Linked DNA regions of Mus musculus: regions 2, 3, 4 and 5 are each linked to region 1. The links are chromatin loops, found by intact Hi-C in ENCODE. Cell type or tissue: left cerebral cortex. All regions are shown on one strand. Each heading gives the region's core, and the rest is flanking DNA. Links, peaks and the distances in the headings are about the cores only.

Region 1 (4,395 bases), core at 262-4,261:
ACATAAAATGAAACAGCTGAAAAGTGTGTCACCCCTCCCCTCACCCCGTGGCCCTTGATGTCCTGGAGGGCAAGATGGGGAACAAGACAAGACCAAGTTCCTGTTGGCAATTGGAGGGAACCATTGCTTTCCCTGGGGCTGAGTCTGTGGTCTGCCCGAGGCCTGCTCCCAGCTCAGCATCAGGCAAAACCTTCTACGATGCAAGACTGCCTAGGTTCAAATCATGACTCTGCCACCCAGATCTGAGTGGTTGTAGGGAGGGGGGTAGAGAAAGGAGGCAGTTGCTTAAAACGTCTGTGCCTGTGGATCCCCATCTATAAATCCAAGGAGACTAAGGAGTTGGCACTATCTCATTTGCCAGCAGGTGTGAGGCACTGGTTTGATCCCTAGCACCTTATATAACGAACATGGTAGCACACATTTGTAATCCCAGAACTTGGAGACAGAGACAGAAGAAACAAGTCAACTCCATGCACATAGCAAGTTCAAGGCCACCCTTGGATACCTGAGACCTTATGTGTGTGTGTGTGTGTGTGTGTGTGTGTGTGTGTGTTTGAGAGAGAGAGAGAGAGAGAGAGAGAGAGAGAGAGAAAGAGAGAATATGAATGACAGAGACACACATACATAGAGAGAGACCTGGGCCAGAAACCAGGGGGAATTACAGATGGATGTCTGGAGGCAGAGTATGGGACACCGGGAGATACTTGGCAAGCCTGTTTCCTCTGTTGGGTGAAGCTTCAGAATTCCTCTGACTTGGCTGTGAATCCTGTGTGTGATTTGTATATTTAATGTTGAACATTGGGTTGCGTATCCCATGCTGCCAACTGGGAGTGAATGGATGGTGTCAAAGTGACCCTCCTTTGGCCAGATGGTAGAGAACACTACTGACACCGCTTACCACAGAGCTTCTCTCCCCGTCAAAAACACCCAGCCTAGCTGGGGATAAAGTATTTATTAGGCCAATATGGGGACTCCTTAACATCTAAAGAGAGCAACTAAATTTTTTTTAGCCCTTAAGTGGTTGTGGAGGTCAGAAGACAGAGAATGAGCCTGTTTTTCTCCTTCTGTCACATGGATCCTGGACCCTAGGGACTGAACTCAGGTTGTCAGGCTTAGTGGTAAGCACCTTCATCCGCAGAGCCATCTCAGGGGCCACTAAAAAAGGAGAAAAAAAGTTTATTTTTCAATTAAATAAAAAGACCAATCAGCCAGGTCGGTGATCCCAGAGGCTCAGGAATATAAGACAGGAGGGTCAGAGATTCAAGTCTAGCCTGGGCAATTTAGTCTCCAAATATAAAGTTAAAAAGGAGCCAGAGCTGGGCAGTGGTGGTGCACGCTTTTAATCCCAGCACTTGGGAGGCTGAGGCAGGCGGATCTCTGAATTCGAGGCCAGCCTGGTCTATATAGAGTGACAACCTATAGACAGGACAACCAGGGCTACACAGAGAAACCCTGTCTCAAAATAAAATAAAATAAAATAAACAAACAAACCAAAAGGAGCCAGAGCTGTAAATCAGTGATAACATAGAAAAAGGGAGGAGGGGGGAGAAGAGGGAGAAGGGGAGGAAGGAGAGGGTAAGAGAGAGGTAGAGGGGGGGGGGGAGAGGAGGGAGAGAGGAGAAGGGAAAGAGGAGGAGGGAGAGGAGGAGGGATAAGAGGGAAAGGAGGGAGAGGAGAAGGAGGGAGAGGGGGAGGAAGGAGAGGGAAAGAGAGGGGAGGAGAGGGGAGGAGAGGGGGAGGAAGGAGAGGGAAAGAGAGGGGAGGAGAGGGGAGGAGAGGGGGAGGAAGGAGAGGGAAAGAGAGGGGAAGGAGGGGGAGGAGAAGGAGGGAGAGGGAGAGTAAGGAGAGGGAGAGAGAGAGGGGAGGAAGGGGGACCTCCTAGTGGAGTTTCCCTGCTGCCTACCTCTGCTCACCTCACTTCCACAGCTTTCATCTCTGACCCTCAGTGATCTGCCTACCAATGGCCAGTCAGTAGTTCTCTCTGCAGGAAATTCAGCTCTTTGTCATGCCAGGCGCATGGCTGGACAGCTCCTCTGCTGCCAGGGGCACTGAAGCCTTAGCCTTGTGTTAAGGAAAGGAGGGCTCCGTCCTGACTCTATTTACTGGCCATAAGACATGAGACCTGAGCAATCCTCACCCCAGAGATTAAAGAAAGTTGTCATAAACCCCACCAAGTGATGGGGGAACGGGCTCAGACACAATCTGCCAGGGTCAGAGACAGGGTTCCCCTAGAGACCTGTCTGCTTCCATAGCCTGTCTTTCCCACCAAGCACTTGGCCTCTGAGTGTTCTTAGTCCCATTCAGATGAGCACTTAATATTCTAGTACACCAGTGCCTTGGAGCAGGGAACAATCGAGAGTTGTTTGTGACCCTTCCTTGGAAAAGGGAGTCAGCTCTCCCAGAAGAGTTTCCTATTCTGTATAAAGTCTGGACACTCTTTACAGACTTCCCCCACTGGCTCTGGGGTAAGATTCCAGCAAAGGACCATGGAGCAATAACATGTTACCCACATAAGCAAATCTCAAGCACCAACTCCCCAAGAAACCCCTAAGTGGTAAAACTGTCTTCTTGTTAAGCTTTGAAATTAAGAGTCTAAGTAGAGGGGCCAGAGAGATGGCTGTTCTTGCAGAATACCAGAGTTCAGTCCCCAGCACCATATAGCAGCTCACAGCAATCTGTAACTCCAGCTCCAGGGTACAGATGCCCTCTTCTGGCCTCCTCAGGAACCGAACACGCATAATGCACATACGTGTGTGTGTGTGTGTGCAAGCAAAGCATATGCACATCATATAAAAACCATACATACATCAAATAAACACAAGCTAACCTATTTTAACAAGAGTCTGAAGCAGAGACACTTCAGTCAACTGTCCGAGGCAGTTCAGCTAGAAAGTGGCTGGCCAAAGTGTCAACACAGCACAATGGCTCTTCCTTCTGGCTGCCTCCAGATTAGCCTGGTTTTGTTTTTAACAGGGTCTTGGGGAGAAAATGCCTTCTCTCTGGATTACCTAGAACTAACACTAACCACACAAGGACTGAGGTCAATAGGATATTCTGAGACAAATAAAGCTTTGGCAATCACTCCTCTTCTCCCCTAAAACAGTTGTCAAATTTGCAGGCTCCCTTGTGGCTCTTCAGCCCTGCGGATTCACTGTGTGACTTCTGCAGGCTCCCATGTGGCTTTTGAGTGGATTCTTTGTATCCTCCTCCTCTGTCTCTGTTATCTCAGTCTCCTGCTTCCTCCAATCCACACTGCTTTTCTCAAAGGAGTCTACTGCGGGTGGTGGGTGGAGGAAAAGGAAACGCAGAGGAGGGGTAAGAAGCAGCCCCTTTACTGGGAAGCGTGGAGACAGTTTTTAGATCCTGAGATCCGCCTGCAAATAGAGTATGCATCATGCAGATAATACAGTCTATGTAAACACTGCATACTTGGACACGCTTTGCACCAGAGTCTATGCACACTGAGCCTGTTCTCCTGGAGCTTAGGGGTAATGAATTAGACGATGAGCCCTACACCAGACTTGAGTGTTGATGATCTGGGATTCTGTGTCTATGACATGAGCCCCAGTCCGGCCTCAGAGAGGGGCTGTAAAGACAGGAGGAACATGACTCAGCAGGGACCCTTTTTCGCTCCTCTGTTCCTCTCTAGCCTTTAGTGATGGCTTACCTCTTCCCTCCCACACAGACGCACCTGATTTCCCACACTCTTCCCTCTCCTCCAAAGCTCTCATCCAGAGGCCTCGCCTCTCTCCTTGTACGTGGGGAGCTGTGTTCTTGGCTCTGAGACACATTTCTTAAATTGTTTGCCACAGTTGAGAGTGACTCAGCCGTTGCTTAGGGATTTAATTAGCCAGCAATAGGAGGCTTGAAAGAGATCAGCCTCTGGGGACTTTCTTCCTTCCTGGCTGGGTGAGAACGAAATAACAAGAAACCTGGAACTATCCTGTCCTCTACAGAAGGCACAGTCACACAGGGCAGATTCGAGCATTTACAACGTAGCTGCTCAAACTAAGATGTACAGAAAATATAAAATATGCACCCAACCAAAGGTTTATATGAAAATTAAATATCTCATTAAGTTAATATTTATTACAAGTTTAAATGACAATGTGATTGTTTTATTAGCTTCAACCACTTTTTAAAACGGGGCTGCTAGACCATTTAAATTTACCTACGTGCCTCTTGGGTGTTGCTGCTATAGCAACATCCAAGTATTCTCAATTTAATAGTGTATTCTCAATTTAATAGTGACTTAACATACCAACATTTTGACACTACTTTTGGTTTTTGGGTTTGGTTTTGTTGGGTTTTGTTTTCATTTATTCTGTTTTTGGTGTGTGTGTGGGGGGGGGGGGAGAATGCTGCATGCGGTCCACAGCATGTGTGTGCATGTGA
Region 2 (4,395 bases), core at 182-4,181, 74 kb before region 1:
TACTTGAAGTTTATGTAAAATGAGTTACAGCAAAACTACTGGCATTTGACCAAAGTCCCAAAGTCAGAAGAAACACCATCTAGATAATCACAGGTCCGAAACTAACCTGTTCAAACCTCAAAAAAAAAAAAAAAAAAAAAAAAAAGATATTTGTGAAAATACACTGAGCCCCAGACTGTTAGATAACAGCATAATAGCATTACTATAGTAGATTGAAAAGGCACATAACAAGAATTAATGACACACAGTTTTTGGTTGTTCCAATTGTCATAGGCAATATTGTCTTGTTTTGTTTTCAAAGATAATTATTTGAAATACTAAGCTGTCTATACACGTAAAGGAGCTATTTTACCAAGCCAATCCTTTCAGAAATTTAAACCAAAATAGGCTAAACACTGAAAGATGACCTATCTTAAATAACAAGTTCCTGAATTGTTCATTATGAAATAACAAGTTTTAGGTAAAAAAATTACAACCTACAAGAACACAAGTTTCAAGACCAGAAAAGGTGATTCACATATACTGATCCTGGTTTTATTTTCTAGCATCTAGCCCTCAGAGGAACTTACACTATTTATTTTTAACATTTTCAGCCTTAAAAATCATGCAACCCACTCACCTACAAGGTTTTGCAAAAATAAACTGAAAAGGTTGGATTGTTTTGTTAATCTTACTCAGAGTCTGTTTCTAACAAAACTCCTTGGCACCTTTCCAGTTCAGATGCATGTGGACAAAGTGTAAGCAAGCAGGTTGGTTGATATAAAATACTTGAAAGATCTTGGATGCCCATGGATATCTGAATCACTCCACAACCAGTGAGATTGTATTTCAGAGCAGTTAAGAAAATTTCTCTTTCATACGAAAGGGTTTTCTGCTGTTGTTTTTGCTAAAACCCACAACTGGGGGAAAATACTACTGACAGAAAAAACTCTCAACACGGTGGTATCAAGGGCACTGCCAAAGCACCAAGTAAGACAACTCCATTAAAAAAAAAAATCACTTTTCAAGCATTTTGACAACTGGATTTAAAGCAGTTTTTCCTGAGGATTTTATTTTCAAGTAAAAAGTTTTACTTCCTCAATCGAATCTGCATCAGTTTATCATGAATAATACCTTATGGGGAACACTATACACGCAAATTTCAATTTCTTTCTACTACTGACCAAATTCTGTATGTGAAAACATTGGCAGTTCCTGCTACATCTTCAACCAAACATCAGGTAACTTTGAGTCTGATTACTGATTCTGTGGATTTCTGTCCGTCTTAAAGGCAAAATCTACTACAGAGGCATCTCAAGACTAACCAGATGTTTAAAATTCAATTACTAGCAGAGGAACTAAGAAGTACAACACTAAGAAGAAGAAAACCACGTTAGCAAATTAGATACATAAGAAAAATGCTAGTATCGAGACTTCAAACTAAAATTAACAGGATAAACTAATGAAAAACAAAGGATAAAATAACTCTTAATTAAGTATAAAAGCTTAAACCTCTGAGTAGCAATTCACTATCCTAACAGGTAGGACAGAGTTATTTTAGGCTATGGCTGCACTCCACTGACAGTGCTGTATCAATTTGAACAATTCTAGTATGGTAAAGAGCAATAAAGCAACAAATGAGACACCACACACCTAACATAAACTATTTTCAAAAGTCTGTGTGATTCTACCAGTGGTATATCCTTAATTCAGAAGCACCCCGAGAGGCAGATGTAGAGTTTAAATGGGGTTCCAAGCTGTTGCTGGTCAACTGTTGATTTGATCTAGGGTTTTCTTTACACTCCTTGCCAAACTAAGTCAGGATTCATAGACTCAAAGACAAATCACAACCAGATTGGCCTTGAAAGGGATGCTGGATCTTTGTCAAAAGAATTGAAAAATCTGCTGATCATTTATCTATTTTGGCATGAGCCTTTCTTTTATTTCTTGGCCTTGTGACTCATTCTCTAGGTTTCTATCAGGTTGCAAAGAATTTCTTAAATATCTAGGAACATAAACATCTTTTCCATTAATGACATCTAGCTCATAAAATGCAAAGACGTAAAATTATTAAATTAAAAGCCAGTAATTCTCAAAGAATAAGCAAGAACGCCAGTAAACAACTCATGAAAAGCCTCCAAACCGGGTGAGAAAAGAGAGCCAAAAGGAGTGCCAAGCACTCCTGCGAGGCATTAGGCACGGATACCAATCTGAATTACTTACAAAACCTTACAAAGTCCTTGGAAGCATAGCCGCGCTAACCAAGTTCCCGTTCCACGGCAAAGAAATTACTCTTCCTTCATAACCTCTCCAAAGACAATCGAGGTCTTCTGAGGTATAACATTTACGTCTAACGAGACAGTAAGATCTGTCACCTGGTCCCGGTTTTAAGCTAGTTCTATATAGCTACGTCTAAAGGCCAGCTAACTCGGCAGCAGTTTGTTTGGACCCTGGATGTGACAACTGAGGGACAAACAGAGAAAGAGAAGAACTAGCTAAGCTTGGAGAAAACCAGGGTTGAGGCTCAGCGAGGCAGGGAGTCGAAAGACTGGACGAGGGAAGGGAGCGCAGGTACCTCTGGGGACCCTGAAATCGCCAAGGCAAGGGCAGGCGGGGCAAGCGCGCAGGTGGGAAGGGGAGTAGGGCTTGCCCCGGGAGCGCGGGCCAGGGGCGGCCGGGGGTTACCTTTGAGCTGGGGCAGGGGGTGCAGCTCCGCCTGGCTGCCCTGGCTGCGGAACTGCGACGAGCCCTGAGAGCGCTTCTGCCTCTGCGCCTTGCGCACCGATTTCCGGGTGAAGCCGTCCACTTTCTCCGAGGCCGAGATGGCGGCGCAGGCAACTGGTGCGGGCGGCGACGGCGACGACATCTCGGCGACCCGGGCGATCGGCGCCTCCCGCGGCGGCTGGCCCGGGCAATCGGCGGGGGACGGGCACGGCGGGCCTGCGCCCCTGCGCCCCGGGCCCCGGCCGCGCCGCCCTCGCGCTCCGCGAGCTGCTCCTCACCCGACAGCGCCTCACGGCCGCATCCCCGCGCCGCGCGGCCGCCTCCCGGGGCTGGCGGAGGGGAGGGCGGGGGCGCGCGGGCCGCACAAGTTGCTGACGCCCGGCGACGAGGGCGGGCGGAGGCGAGCCCGAAGTTTGGACGGCTGGGGCGAGCGCGCGGGTGCGGACGCCGGGCGCGCCTCGCGGCCCCTTAGCGCGCGGAGTCCGGACAGGTCTTCAGCGGCTGCCGCCCGCGCTGTCCGCCCGGCCGGGAGCCTCCTCCCGGGGCGCTTCCATCGCGGGTCCGCGCGAGCCGCTGCCGAGCGCTCGTTCTCCTGTCAGCGATGGCCCCTCATCGCCCGGGGCGGCCACCCGTACCCCGATCCTTGGATCCTTGGATCCCTGGAGCGTCGCCCTCGCTCAGCCTCCCGCGCCCACCGGCCGCCCACGGAGCACGCCCGGGAAGCAACTGCTACAACTTGAGAGGGTGGCTGGTTCGGGTGAGGGGGGACTCGGTGCGCGTGCGTGCGCGCTCCCGCGGCCCGGGGGAGGTCCTCGCGGGGGGTGGAGGAAGGAGTTTGACTGACAACTTCCGCGGGGTCCCACTAGCCTCCGGAGTCTCCGGAGGGGGCCGGGGCGGGAAAGCATGCCAGTGCCCTCGGCCAATCGCAGGGCTAAGCGGCAGACGGGGGTGGGGGCGTGGCCTCCCGGCTGTCTATCAAGAGTCCATAGCTGGGTGGGAGGGAGGGGCTACGTGACAGACGCGGGCCACAACCAATCGCAAGTGAAGGCAGTGAGCGGGGTGCCTTGTGCGTCACAACTGTAAAGGAAAGCTCTCGGGAGGGAGAAAGGGGAAACGCCGCGCCGCTGTCGGCTCTTGTGTACGCCTGCGCTAGGCTCCAGGCTGGGATTGTTCTCCAGACAGCGCGTTAAGAGGGAAACTACACAGGCAGCTCAGAAAGCAGAAGAGCGTCCTCCCTCTCTTTGCGCCCTGCTTACCAATGAGAACATGAAGCGAGGGCCGGGGTGCCCAAGAACACCAAGCATTGCGTCAGTCGAACGGGGGCGGGGCCAAGGTCGTGTCAGAGCAACGTGATTGACAGGCGAAGGAGCCCCGGGAGAGAAATGAGCTTGTCCAATCGGAGCGCGGGGCTACGTTCTTGGGCGGGCCTTCTCCTCTCCGGTCCTAAACCGCGTAATTGGTGGTTGGGGAGTCCATTTGTAGCTCCCGAGGTCTTGGCGCCGCGGTTCGCTGATCGCTGATCTCGCGTGGGGTTTGGGCAAGCTCGTCTCTACCACTTCAGAGAGCTCTGCAAGTCTAGGCCCTCTGAAAAGAAGTTTCCCGTTTCGAACTTAGCCCAAGTTTAACCTCTTCTGCTGAGGCCCTTCAGTCATCTGTAGTCAAGTTCAGATTAGCTGATTTGGGGAATCTCTT
Region 3 (4,395 bases), core at 101-4,100, 71 kb after region 1:
GATATTTAACATTATTGGCAGTTCTACATCATTAAAAATTCCTTCCTACTGCCCACTACTCAAAAAGCTAACATCACTGAAGACTCCCCAGCGCTCAGCGAAAGCTGCTGCATGTGTGTGTGGTTTGACTGTAATGACTACAGAAACCCAACACTTATTTAACTTTCTCAGTTTGGTTTGTTTTATAAGCTTAACTTACAATCTCAAAGGACTTAAACGTTTTTAATAAAATATTTAAAAATCACGAGAATTGAAATAAAGTTTAGCTAGCCCCCAGAGATTTGAATGAGACAAACTCTTTTCTAACTATAAGGGAACGCCTTTCTCCAACATAAAGTTTCTTTCTAAGAGTCTGCAAAGGGAGATATGATGCTCATTTCATGAGGACCAACATGTAGCATTTAAGGGAAAGAAAAGTTACAGCATTTCAAATACAATTTAGAGTCAACAGACACAACCTCTGCACTAACTGTCGAGATAAAGTGCTCTTTATGTTTTGCTTACCAATATACTAGACAGCTGGTGCCTTTTGTTTAAAAAAAAAAAAAGCTTATTTTCCAGGTTCTAGATTTCTTTTTAAAGCAATATCAACTTTTATAAGTAAGAAATTACTTTATCTTAAAAATCTAATGACATTTTAAAAAAAGTCACAGACCCTAGAGAACTGCCCTGGTCTCACTGTATACTGATTTTATAAAACATCTCTCTCAAGAAAGTGCCTTGCTCCCTCATGAGTGATGCTGGTTTGTAATAGAAATCTGGTTTAAAAAAAAAGAAAAGACCTCCACAGCTTTCAAAAACTCAGCTTTCTGATGTTTTCTCCTACATTCTCCAAAGAGTTGACATTGATACCGTACATGAAGACAATATGAATGTACGAAGTGAATATCACATTTTTATCCAGTTTGAGAAACACACACACACACACACACACACACACACACACACAAATATAGTGAACAAATGATATATTTCAAATAAGCTCACGCTTGCTTAAGGCATCTTCTGCAGAGGATGTCTTCAGACTGGCCTTCACGGATGGGCCCTGTGCTGGACTAGCACTCTCCACTGTCCACAAAAGCACTCCTTGATTCCTGCATCCACGAGCTGGACGTGATTACCACAGACTGCTAGAGTAGACTACAGAGGACAAGCCGCCCCGGGAACTGGAGACAGCACTCACCTAGGCAGCTGTGCCTATACACAGTGGGGCCTGACTAGGTCTGCTAAAGAGTAGAAGGACTTTTTCCAAAATGAAAAGATGACCATTTTCTTAAAGACCAGAATTTTAAAGCCTTTTTAAAAAATCTTTGTAGACCCAAGTTCAATGAACTTCAGATTAGCATCTATAATTCAGTTGAGTGTTCAGGACTGCAGAAGTCATCTTGAGTCTTTCTACGAAAGTATGTACATATCTTCCTCATGGAGCTGGGAGTAATGGTGACCTAGAAGAAAGCGTAGAGTTAGCGACACCCCAAGTTAAAGTTCCAAGTCCCCACAGCAAATGTCTAGGTTAAAACTGCTATTTTCTTGAGCGAATCAAAATCAGCCCCTCAATTGATAAGTGCAAAAACAGCACTTTCTTCATTTTCTTCCAAAAAAGGAACATTTTTCTGATAAATATTAGTTGTAATATAGTGACACAGCCCCACAATCTCAGCACCTGGGAGACTAAGGCAGGAAGGTCCTGAGTTCAAAGCCAGTCTGGGATACATAGTGAAAGCTTGTAAGTCAATAAAACGTAAAAACACCAAAACCAAAACACAACAACAAAACCCAAAACTTAAAAAACTAGATCAGCACACTGGTCTCAAAGCTTTTTAAGATTTATATTGTCAGTGAAAAGTAATCATGGGGGTCAGGAAAGACAGATGGGAGCCACAGGGACACTGATGACAAATTTTTGGCTAGGAACACAGAACATTCCTACTATTGAGAAAAAGAAACTTTGTCATTTTCTGTACCAAAATTTTGGTTTGGCTTGCAGAGTAAATAGCCTTTATATATCTATCTTTTGTTTCCTTTCCCTGAAGCACAGGCTAGGTTAAGGATGTTAAGTGAGGCAGGATACTCACCACATTAGTACTAGTCTAAAGATAGCTTCTGCCCCTAATTGGATTGGAGTCCTTTCCATCTCCCTTTTAAACTTAGAACAAGAACCTTGCGAGCCCCAGGAACTGAATGCCCCTCCCCATAACTTCACACCGAGTAACAGCAGCTCTGCATTGCTCTGCTGGTGTGCATGGCTTACCTAATGCTCAGCTACTTCTATCTTTACCACTCTTAGGCTTTACAAAGCTCACTTATTTCTCTTACCATAATTAAATGTCCTGTCAGTCACTGAAAAGTGAACCTTAGAAATAAGTGTTCAGAATATTGCTATATGCAAGACAATCAGAAACTTGAGGAAAAGCCAACAAATAAAAATAAATTAAAAAAAAAATCAAGGATTCTGTAATTTAATTGCTTTGAAATATCTAAGTTTCATTTTGATCATAAAATGCAATTACAAGCTAAAAAAGTCTACTTAAGGATGTTGGCAAGTTTCCCAAGAATAAAGTTTACCTAAAAAAAAAAAAAAAAAAAAAAAACCCATACTGTCTACCAGGAGAGATATTTTTGAATCGACACTCTGGATGGTGAGAGGAAGGCTTTAGTGAGTCAAGCAGTAAGACTGAAGAATGTGAGCAGACAAAAGGATTAATGGAGTAACAGGGCGAAGTTATTAACCTGATTCCCAGACAATCTTGAGAACTGCACCTAGTCCCCTTCAAATAGGACATGTGTCCTCCCACATTTAAGCTTACCGGGCCTGGTGACGTCTTCCCACTTTGTCTCCTGGAACTGGGTGTCTGAGATGATGGACTTCTTGGGGATGAATTTTCTGCCTTGCGTTTGGCTGCTATGGCCAACAACCAGTTCTTATTCTCTGGAGAGCTATTCTCTTTGCCCACCATCTCAGATCCTTCTCCACAAGGTCTCAAAGGAAGAGGCAGTGGTCCACAGCCTTCAGAAGCATAAGGACTGACAGGAGAAGGAGGTTCTGAGATGCTTGTGCCAGCACCTTCAGTCTTGCTTGATTTGGTAGGACCCTCGGAGTCTTGGCTAAGGACTTCCTGGGTGCCGGAAAGGCAGCACAGATCCAAACGAAGACTCTCCGCTTGGCCGTCAAGCTCAGTGACACAGTTGCAACTCTTCACACACTTTTGTTTCACACTCTCCAGACAGCTTGAGTCAAGACGCCTCTTCACTCTATTTCTAGATTCAGAGCAAGCATCTGCCTGTGATGACTTCTGGCTCACAGGAATAAGAGCTTTTCTTGGAGATGAGATCTTTGTCTCAGAAGCAGGTGGAGTGACAGGTGGTGATGAGGAAGGTGTTCGGGTCACCCAGTTTCTAAGCGACATCTTGAAAGATGAGAGTGGCTTGGGAGACACAGAAGAGATGGAGCCTCTTCTGCTGACTGAAGAACGGGTCGTGGCAGGAGTGGTTTTGACTGAGAATGTGGGGGTACTTGAAGGAAGAGGGAGGTCTCCTGCACAGCTCGGAGTACAAGCTGCTGACGAAGGAGAGGAGATGGATGGACTGCTCTTGGCTCTGGGAGCTTTGGCAGGAGTACTCTGGCTACTTGGTACCGTTACTGAAAATGAAGAAGAGCATGAAAATCAGAAAGAAAATGATGTAATAAAGTCCTTGATTTTTTTCATCAAGGGGCATATCTAACATCATCATCTAAGGGTTGGTTTGTCAGTAAATAGCTAAAATCATTCCATTTCTACCATACCCCCCTAGCAATTTTCCTCTCCTGTGTCTAACTGCCAGTTTCCTAAGCCCCTGATGTAAAACATATACTTGGCAAAGCCTAGGAGAGATAAAACTTCTAAAGCACAAGCACCACCCCCAACAGTCTCCACGTGCAGATGACACAACGCACACCACAAACTTGCTACAAAAAACGAGATCAAAAGGCACATGGTGTTTCACCATAACAGTTCTACTTTTTATCCTATGAATTTGGGGATAAACGTGTTATTGTAACATATGCACATATTGTAAAATGATTAAATAGATCTATGATATAATCTATCACCTCATAATATGATTAATATTTAAAAATTTTCCATGTTCTTGCTTGTATGCACACAAAACTTTATAACCTTCAAATAATATCTCCTACTTGTTGATCTGCCCTCCTTTTTTTGAGACAGGGTTTCTCTGTGTAGCCCTGGCTGTCCTGGAACTCACTTTGTAGACCAGGCTGGCCTTGAACTCAGAAATCCTCCTGCCTCTGCCTCCCAAGTGCTGGGATTAAAGGCATGCGCCACCACTGCCCAGCTTGATCTTTGATCTTATAAGCACCTGGTAATCACCATTCTATTCTGGATTTTTTAATTT
Region 4 (4,395 bases), core at 101-4,100, 94 kb after region 1:
AGGACTAGCAGCAGGCCTGCCAGCCAGTGTAGTCCCCGTATAACAGTCTTTGCTTAAGCATTTGATGACTGAGAGTGCTTTGATGTTTCTCTAAAAAAATTTACAAGTCATAAATACAGAAGAGCAACGTACCAGATCTAGCAAGCACCCCCAAAAATTTAATACTAAAGGTGTATGAATTTCATCACCATGTTTACGGTAAGGTGTCTAAAACATCTAGAAGAAAGTAACTAAAACTCCATCCATCTTTATATTACCTATTTTCATTAAAAAAATAACACAAACTACCCTTTCACCTTTTATAACAAATGCATATATGCTCAGAAAGCTGAATCTTTACCATGTTCTCTATTCTCACCAGAGTTTGAGAACCATTGCAGTAGGGCTAAGTAAACTATAAACAGTTAATACCAAAGAAATTAAGAGTTACATCCATCTTTTTGCCTAACAAATTCCTTAAAGAGAGATTTGATTCTCCCTACTGTTAAGAGCCACTCATGTCATGAATGGTGGCTCATGAACAGTCTATAGTCCTAACACTTGGTAGGCTAAGGTAGAAAGATCATGTATTCCAGGCCAACCTAAGTACACACAGAGATCTTGCCTCAAAAGCAAGCAAATACAGTAACAACTGCCTATTTACACATACACTTCTCTAAAACCTTACCACAGCAGGAGCAAGTCCTTTTGAATTTTGTTTCTTCTTGGGCTTTGAAGGGGTTTGCTTGTCTGCAGTATTGTGAGCTCCACTGATTTGATTCACTTGTCTATAAAATCCATCTGAAAGGTTCCAAAGATTTTAATGTTTTCTGATTTCAAGCTGAAAGCAATATTTAATCATTTCTATAGAACCTCAAATTTTGTGATTTTTGACTAACTAGTATAAAAACAAAACCGAAAAACCCCGAAGAGACTCAGTAGAGGTAAAGACACTTGTCACCAAGCCTGATGACCTGAATTTGATTCCCTGCTCACATGTTCAAAAGGGAAAACAGATCCACATGCGCTGTGGTTGTGTATACACACAATGAAAAAGCAAACAAAGTTTAACAAAACAAAAAAACAAAATCCCAAAGAGCCCATGGTGAGTTTAATCACACAAAGAAAGAAAAACACAGATATAGTTATAGTTTTATTCTTAATGGCTAAAACACAAACAATCAAGGCACCCTTCAGTGGATGAGTGGATACAATGTGGTATTCCTGCCCAAAGAGTAATTCTGTGCAAAGAGAAAGATACGACATGACTCCATTTATGAAAATCTGGAGAACCACGGACAGTTATAGTGGTAGCAAGGCTTCGTGAGGAAGTAGAAACACCAGAGCAGACATATTTTAGGGCAATGAAAGTACTCTATATATTACAATGGCGGATACATGTCATATATTTGTCAATATCCATAGTATGTGTAACATGAAAAATAAACCCTGATACAAATTATGAATTAATTATGTATGAGCCAATGCTTAACAGCTTAAAAATGTACCAACTGAATGACTGCAAAGGCTGCATCTGTGTAGGTGTTCAGTATATATGAAATTCTCTGCACTTTAATGCTGATATAAAATTAAAACTGCTCCACTGCCAGGCAGTGGTGGCGCACGCCTTTAATCCCAGCACTTGGGAGGCAGAGGCAGGTGGATTTCTGGGTTCAAGACCAGCCTGGTCTACAAAGTGAGTTCCAGGACAGCCAGGGCTATACAGAGAAACCCTGTCTCGAAAAACAAACAAACAAACAAAAAAAAAAAAAAACCCAAAAAACCAACCAGCCAAACAAACAAAAAAACCCAAAAAACTGCTCCACAAAAATAGTTTAACATTTTAAAATCAATACATAAATTAATAATAAACACACCAACGACCATCTCCTTTAATACCACCCTGTACAATACAAGCTTATATTCAATTTAATCTGATTTTTTTTAAAAGGCATTTTTTTGTGTGTGTGAGGGGAGTGGAGGTCAGAGGACAACTTAAGGAGTTCTCTCCTACTTGTAGGAACTGAACTTGGGTAGTTGAGGTTTGATGGATAGCACCTTTATCTGATGAGCCATCTTGTCAGGATAAAAAAAGGAAAATTAAAAGCAAACAAAAACATCTCAACCAAACCTTTATTCAGTGAACTATACATCAGTAGTTTTAATTCTATCAATAATTTAGATAGACGGAATTATAATTCAGAGACAATGTGAAACTAAGAACATCTATTAATAGCTTTGCAATAATCATTACCTTGAGACTTGAGCAGGAAGGGAACACAAGTGCCCCCTGCTGGTATCAGATGAAATCACTAGCATTTCATTTTATTTTGAGCATTAAGCACTTATTAAAATTAAGACAGAACTAGCTTACCTTTTTTGTTACACCTGGTGTCCCAGATCATAATGTTGCCGTCTCTCCCCCCTGTAGAGAACACAGCTGTGGGAAGAGGCCATCAAGATGTTGGAAACGAATCAAAGACACATTCCATTCCCCTTCCCCAGAGAACACATTCTCCAAAAGCACTGAATTTGCCACCAGAGATGATAGTAAGAAAACGACAGCGTAGCAACTGTTAGCACAGAGGAGAGCTTACTGTCTAAGATAGCTCACGCTCTACACAGTTCTCACACATTACCTCAATGTGCCTGCCAATCTAGTAGGTAAGCACTAATCTTCCTATTTTGAGGTAAGGAACGTCTAAAAGTCCTCTTTCTTAGCAGATCAAAGTACTACCTCTGGGTATGAAAGAGGCAGCAGCATTGAATAGAACACAGAATTCCCACTTATTTGTACTGTTTATATTTTAGGTAACAGTGGAAGCTAGGTATATAGCTTCAGTGGTACAGCATTTGCCTAGTATGCACAAGGCCACTGCAAAATAGGCACATTTACAAAATATTTAAAAAGGAATTCTGCTCCCTATATGGAAGAGTGAGCAATTAACAAACTGATTCAACTATAATAATAGCTATAAATTGAACAAAGTCCCATAACAACTACTTGAGAGCTTTGTGGACACTGAATAAAAACACCTAATTTTGTAGGAGTTAACAACTAAATCAGGTGATTAGATGGAGCAATCGAGGCAAAGGTAACCAAATGCCAACAGAGAAACCTGCCAGCTTCCTTTTAAGATAGAGGAAGCAGGAAAGAGACTAGGGGTGGAGAGGGGCTCTATCACAACAAGAGCTGCCCAAGCAGCAGGTGAACTAGACACAGAGAGAACCTTTACTTATGTCTTCAAACTCAGCCTCTCTGGATGATATAGTGGAGTTAACAAATTGACTGATAGATCCATTGCTCTCCCATATTAATTACTACACAACTCTGAGTAAACTAAAAACTGTTTAAATACACAGTTAAAAACAGAAAATTTTATGGTATATAATATGTTTTGAATAGTTTGCCCTCTTATCCTCCAACAAGGTAAAAGTAGGGCTCTACCTTCATCAAAGCAGCTTCTTTTGGCAGCAGATGGAAACTGTTTACATACAGAGAGCCACACTGCTCAAGATTCAAATAAGTCATGGTCGTATGCCCACCCTCAGTTGGTACATCTATAACATAACTCCTACACCCAAGACCCAGTGAACACTGCAGGAGCCAGAGTGTGAAAGATTCCGAGAGCCAGAAGGGCAGAATACCTGCTCTGAGATGGTGGCTTCTAGACGGCCACTGTGCCTCTGAGATCTCAACAGTGTGGCTGCCTAATCAAAACCTACACAATGACTATACCAGTTGACATGCTAGCATGGGTAGAGGGAATTTCATAAAGCTTCACCCTTAGATGAAGAACTATAGGAAAATCAATTTCCTCTATGGACCAGCCTCCCAATAAATTTCTAATCCCCAGGGGTCAGCCTTAAATACATGCACAAAAAAAGCAACATTAAATGGACTCAGTAGGTTGTACATAGTGGTAGGTCCAAAGGAAACTATTTTCCCAAATTCCAAAAGGCAGATGAGGCAAAAGGCTAACTGTGGTGCTTATTAGCATTCCAAAGCACACTTTGTCCTTCAGGTTCCCTTGGCATCAAAAGTACCTGTTACAATTTTCTAAGTCCTAGCTCTTCTCACCATCACTACTCTAATAAAACTTCCCCAGTTCATGCCCCCCCCCCCCCATTACTCACTGTCCTTATAATCCTGCTTTTTCAGCTATGTTCCCTCTGTCTAAACCCTTCCCACTTTGTCCCTCATGCTTTGCTCATGGCCGGGTCCAGTCTGCTGGCTGGCCATGTTTAGTCTACTTTTTCTCTCAGTTCTATTCTTCTCGATACCATTGGATTTTCTCTCTCATACCTACAATAAAAGCTTTCTAATACCATGGACTGGTCATATTGTCAGTTTGTACATATATACTTGCTAGTGTGGCCCACTTTCCCTCAGCCAACCAAAAATTCAAATTAACT
Region 5 (4,395 bases), core at 280-4,279, 55 kb before region 1:
CTCAGTGGGTAAGAGCACCCGACTGCTCTTCCGAAGGTCCAGAGTTCAAATCCCAGCAACCACATGGTGGCTCACAACCATCCGTAACAAGATCTGACTCCCTCTTCTGGTGTGTCTGAAGACAGCTACAGTGTACTTACATATAATAATAAATAAATCTTAAAAAAAAAAGAGTAGCTGACTACCACATTCTTCTGTAGAAGCATTAAGGCAACACTGATGCCTGAGACCCTGTAGGGACTGAGGAAGACGCTCTGGACTTGGGATCTGGATTTGAACACAGTAATCATGATTCTGTTGTAGCGACAGTCTGGGGCTGTGTTGTCTATTAGCCTCCAGTCAAATAGGACTACTGAGTCCATGAAGTGTAGTTAGAGAAAATAAACTTCAGTTTAATTAACTTTAATAGAGATTTTCTTTATTGCAAACTGACTGCTAACTCACTATATCACCCAGGCTAGCTTAAAAATCTGGCTTCAACCTTCAAGCATAGGTATGTACTGCCTTAACTCTTGAGTAGTGGGAGCAGGAGATTGGGAGTCTGGGCTAGCCTGGGCTACATGAGACTGTCTCAGACACTTCCAGTGAAAAGATAGCAAATTTAAAAATAACTTTTCTCCCAACAGTTAAATGAGAGTTGCCTGAAATTAGAAGTAAATGTTCAATAAATATTTTTAAGTAATTCTTAACCAGGACCGGGTTCATAATGTTAGCTGCTACCAATAAGATGATTTGAATTCCCACACCCAAAAGAGAACCACTTTTAGATGGAGGGGTGGCCAAGAACATTACCATCTCCATCTTAGAAATTCTGCTGGAGAAAATAAGGGGAAGATCTGAGAGACATTTTACAACTAGTATAAGCTCAACACAGCCTTTAGGGGAAGCAGTTTGGAAGTTCCTGAAAAAAAAAAAAAAAGTTGAAAACAGAGCTACCATATGGTCCAACAATTCCACTTCTGGATATCGATCCAAAGGAGATGAAATCAGTACCTTGAAACGATCCTTACACTCTGCTCTCTCCAGCACAGGGGACAATAGCCAAATTACAGAAACAGCCCATGCTGGTGGATGAATGGATAAAGAAAATGTGAGCTACATAGGTGATCTATATGATTTGGCCTTATAAAGAAGGAAATACATTCCCTGCAACATGGATAAACTTGGGGGACATCATGCTAGACACACTAGGACAAATGCTGCACCCTTGTCTCACGTGTGGCATTCAAGGAGTTAAAGAGCAGGGTAGTCACTAAGGGCAGGGAGTAAAGGAAGTGGAGACTCTCACCTGCTGACTGAAGCCACTGCCTTTTAGATGTAAGCCCTAATTTACAGTGTGGAGATCTGAGCGCCACGGTTAAATTAATGATCCTAGGGCTGGGGGGGGGGGGGGGGTCCTCAGCGGGGACATGCTTAATTAGCAAGACAAAGCCTGGCCAGTCCCCAGCCCAGAAAAAAATAACAATGTATCAATTAGTGATAATGTATAGTAATTAGATCTTAAGCATTCAGACTACCCAGTAAAGGGTACCTGCAGAGATGGTTGTGAAATACCTGTCTTCATTTGGTAATTTTGTCACAGCTTTTATCAGATGTCTGCATCTTAAATATGGACAGCTTTTGTCAGTCATTCCTCAACAAAGGTGGAGGGGAAGACCTGGAAGTTCCTCAATTAAGCAATAATTGTCTTGTTCCAAAGTCTTCCTGACAATGCCAAAATCCAATCGATTCAAATCCAGGTGTTCAGGACTTTCTTCAGGGACAGAGAAAGTCATGTGATAGAAGAAACACAACCAACTGATACTTTGGATAACCTCATTCCACAGGATTTTCAAACTCACTTTCTTTTTAAGTATTGTTGTTCCGTAGCTGAATGTTACTTTCATTGGTATAGACATTTGCAAATGTTACATTTGTCAAAGATCTCTGCTAGAGAGACCAGGCATAACTTCTGTCACAGTGAAGGGTGCCTGGCAAAAGTAGATCAAGGGCTGCCGTTGCCTGTGATGTTTGCTTGCTTGCTTGTTTGGCTTCAGTGCTCAGGCCAGGACCTTTCACATCCCAGGCAAGTGCTCTATGCCCCTGACCCTTTTGAGACAGGGTTGCTTCCAGTTTTTCAAGAAGCTAAATTTATATAACCCTGCTGGCGTCCAGTTGCCCTCCTGCCTCTGGCTTTGCCTCACCTCCCCTGGCTGAACTGTTGCAGCTTCTAAACAAGGGGCTCATCCTTCGTCTGTCCATTTGCTCCTCTTTTTACTTTTCTGAGACTGGGTCTCACTATGACGTCAGGCTGGCTCAAATTCACAGAAATCCACCTGCCTTTATTTCCAGGCTGCTGCTGGGATTACAGGCGAGCACCACCAACACCTGGCTCTTCATTCCATGGAAATGATACATATTGAAAAGATGCTTGCGCTCAGCTTGCTGAGTGAGCTCGTGGGCGGGCGTAGTTCTTAAAGTTATCCTAAAGGTGTACACGTGATATGACTCATCATCTTGTGGAATGCAGAAATAGAAGACAGTTATCTGTGCTCTCTGCCAGTGCTCAGTGTGTGTGTGTGTGTGTGTGTGTGTGTGTTGGCTGTAAAACTAGGGAGGTAATCATGAGAGAGGATGAAGAGATCTTAAGGAAGGTAAGATCTTAATGGAGATTATTAGAGATCTTAATAGAGAGAATGAAAGAAAGGAGAGGGGTACCCACCTGGGGGAAGAAAAAGAACAAGACAGAGGAGGGAGGGGACCAAGAAAGGTCAGCATGGGAGGGAAAAAATTAAAACTAAGCATGGTGAGATGTGTGAGCAGAAGATGCCGTGAGGACACCCACCATTTTGTGTGCTAATCTCACAGATCAATAAATGAACACTAGCACAGACTTACACAAAGTTAACAAATCAGACAGGCTTAAAATCAATGGGATTTAAAGTCAGCTCTAAAAGAAACCAGGCTGGAAATTATGGATGTATATATAAACAGAGAAAATTATTTTTGGTACTTAACCAGGATATTGGAAATGCTTTTTTAAGTTTTAGGATGTTTGGAATAAATCAGGTATGTGAATACTTTTTCAGCTATAAATTATGTGAAATATAAATACAGATCAAGTATTTCTGATGCAAATCTAGTATTTGAATAGAAACATTCTGTAGGTTTAAAAATACACATAAATTTGGAAAGTTCTCATGAGAAAACCAAAGTGAAATGAAAAAATTGTATACTGACTATCTGTTTAAAAGATATCTTCGAGATACTCGGAGGGAGCAAACGTGTTATTAAAATGAATTTTCTCTCAAACATCACTCCCACCAAAGAATTTTCACCTGCTTCTCTTTTTACTACAACTACAAGAACATGTTCAGTTCTATATGCGTTCATCCTGATCCTGTTGGCAGCTTGCTTGGAAGGACGGCCCCCAAGGCAGATGAGTCCAATTTATGATACTTTTTATTTATACACAGTGGGAAAGTCTAGGTTTTACTTTTAACATCTCTGTGGGGTGTTGTTGTTGTTGTTGTTGTTGTTGTTTTCTCACCTAGAACTGAGGGTAACAATGTCTTTACCTCAGCAGTTGTTTTAGGAATGATTGACTCCTGTCTGGCACAGAGTGATGACGCTCTGTAACTAAACCACCTCACCAGTGCTGATCATTATGTGGTCCTGACAGGTTCCTTAACCATTGCTTCAACTGACTGAGCCAACATGGGCCAAGCAGCTTAGAGGAGGTAGCCACCCCACTAAGTCTTCCTGAATCTTCCAGGAGTGGCTGGTTCTGATTCTTGCACTCCAAGGTGGGTGTGCGGCAGGAGCTGTAAGCCTCGGTGCTTGTAACTGCTCAACAACTTTTACAACTTTTACCTGTTGGGTCCTTTTGGAGTAACTGCCTCAGCCACTTGGCTCTCTAACTTCTCTCAAGGGCTAACCTCTAGCCCCAGGGCAATCTCTCTCCCCCTACATTCCTTAACCATTTCCTGTCTGGTGTGTATATGTGGCATTTAATTGCCTTGTACTGTTGGGTAAGGGAATGGAGTGTATTTTCTTCCTGGTTGTGTTAGGGCTAATGTTTTAAAATTTGCAAATTCCCCAATAGGGCATGATAAGTGCTTAAAATATATGTAATGGGCCAACAGCAGATGGGAATAACTGAGAGAGGAAAAAAGAATTTGACTGGGAGACCCTGTCTACAAGGGACAGGAAGTGCCACTGGAAAGAAGTTTTAGGTACGAGTTTGAGATACGCAGGAAGGACTGAGTGCAACTGATGGGGAGTGGGGGGGACCTCCTTTCCCAACTGTCTCCTACAATTATTTTTGGCTACACTCGATTTTCAAAAGTGACACAGGTCCCAATCCAGCCACTGTGGCTCTCAAAGAGCATCCCCAGAGCCCCCTTGCTCCCTCCT

The links. Peaks named below come from ENCODE experiments on the same cell type or tissue, not always from the same donor. Only the 100,000 strongest peaks of a DNase experiment are listed, where the experiment ranks them.
Region 2: it touches region 1 in a loop (8-fold over the local background); 13 of 42 quality-filtered maps call a loop at or near these places.
Region 3: it touches region 1 in a loop (9-fold over the local background); 6 of 42 quality-filtered maps call a loop at or near these places.
Region 4: it touches region 1 in a loop (2.3-fold over the local background); 5 of 42 quality-filtered maps call a loop at or near these places.
Region 5: a loop joins it to region 1, with 2.2 times the contacts of the local background. A loop is called at or near these places in 4 of 42 quality-filtered maps.

Annotation. Positions count from the first base shown.
Region 1 is chr1:191,467,029-191,471,423 of GRCm38, forward strand. No RefSeq gene overlaps it. Among named protein-coding and RNA genes, the nearest start is that of Gm32200, 4.2 kb to the left of the region's middle. In left cerebral cortex, for the core only: CTCF peaks have their summits at 2,685 (motif pointing left) and 3,880; DNase peaks (open chromatin) are centred at 2,055, 2,287, 3,343 and 3,794; H3K27ac peaks cover 2,293 bases.
Region 2 is chr1:191,393,572-191,397,966 of GRCm38, forward strand. Ppp2r5a (protein phosphatase 2, regulatory subunit B', alpha) reads right to left here and starts at 3,470. Exons shown (of 13, transcript NM_144880.4): 1 at 2,665-3,470. The coding sequence starts at 2,845. In left cerebral cortex, for the core only: no CTCF peak of the experiment used is centred there; DNase peaks (open chromatin) are centred at 723, 1,730, 2,250, 2,439 and 4 more places; H3K4me3 peaks cover 3,723 bases; H3K27ac peaks cover 2,544 bases.
Region 3 is chr1:191,537,897-191,542,291 of GRCm38, forward strand. It overlaps Dtl (denticleless E3 ubiquitin protein ligase), which reads right to left. Exons shown (of 15, transcript NM_029766.3): 14 at 2,808-3,640; 15 at 1-1,445. The coding sequence ends at 1,347. Among named protein-coding and RNA genes, the nearest start is that of Dtl, 35 kb to the right of the region's middle. In left cerebral cortex, for the core only: no CTCF peak of the experiment used is centred there; DNase peaks (open chromatin) are centred at 2,171, 3,260 and 3,867; H3K4me3 peaks cover 1,644 bases; H3K27ac peaks cover 1,618 bases.
Region 4 is chr1:191,560,758-191,565,152 of GRCm38, forward strand. Dtl (denticleless E3 ubiquitin protein ligase) reads right to left here. Exons shown (of 15, transcript NM_029766.3): 6 at 2,354-2,419; 7 at 668-780. Among named protein-coding and RNA genes, the nearest start is that of Dtl, 13 kb to the right of the region's middle. In left cerebral cortex, for the core only: a CTCF peak has its summit at 2,273 (motif pointing left); a DNase peak (open chromatin) is centred at 2,307.
Region 5 is chr1:191,412,130-191,416,524 of GRCm38, forward strand. No RefSeq gene overlaps it. Among named protein-coding and RNA genes, the nearest start is that of Gm32128, 6.2 kb to the right of the region's middle. In left cerebral cortex, for the core only: no CTCF peak of the experiment used is centred there; a DNase peak (open chromatin) is centred at 2,465; H3K27ac peaks cover 445 bases.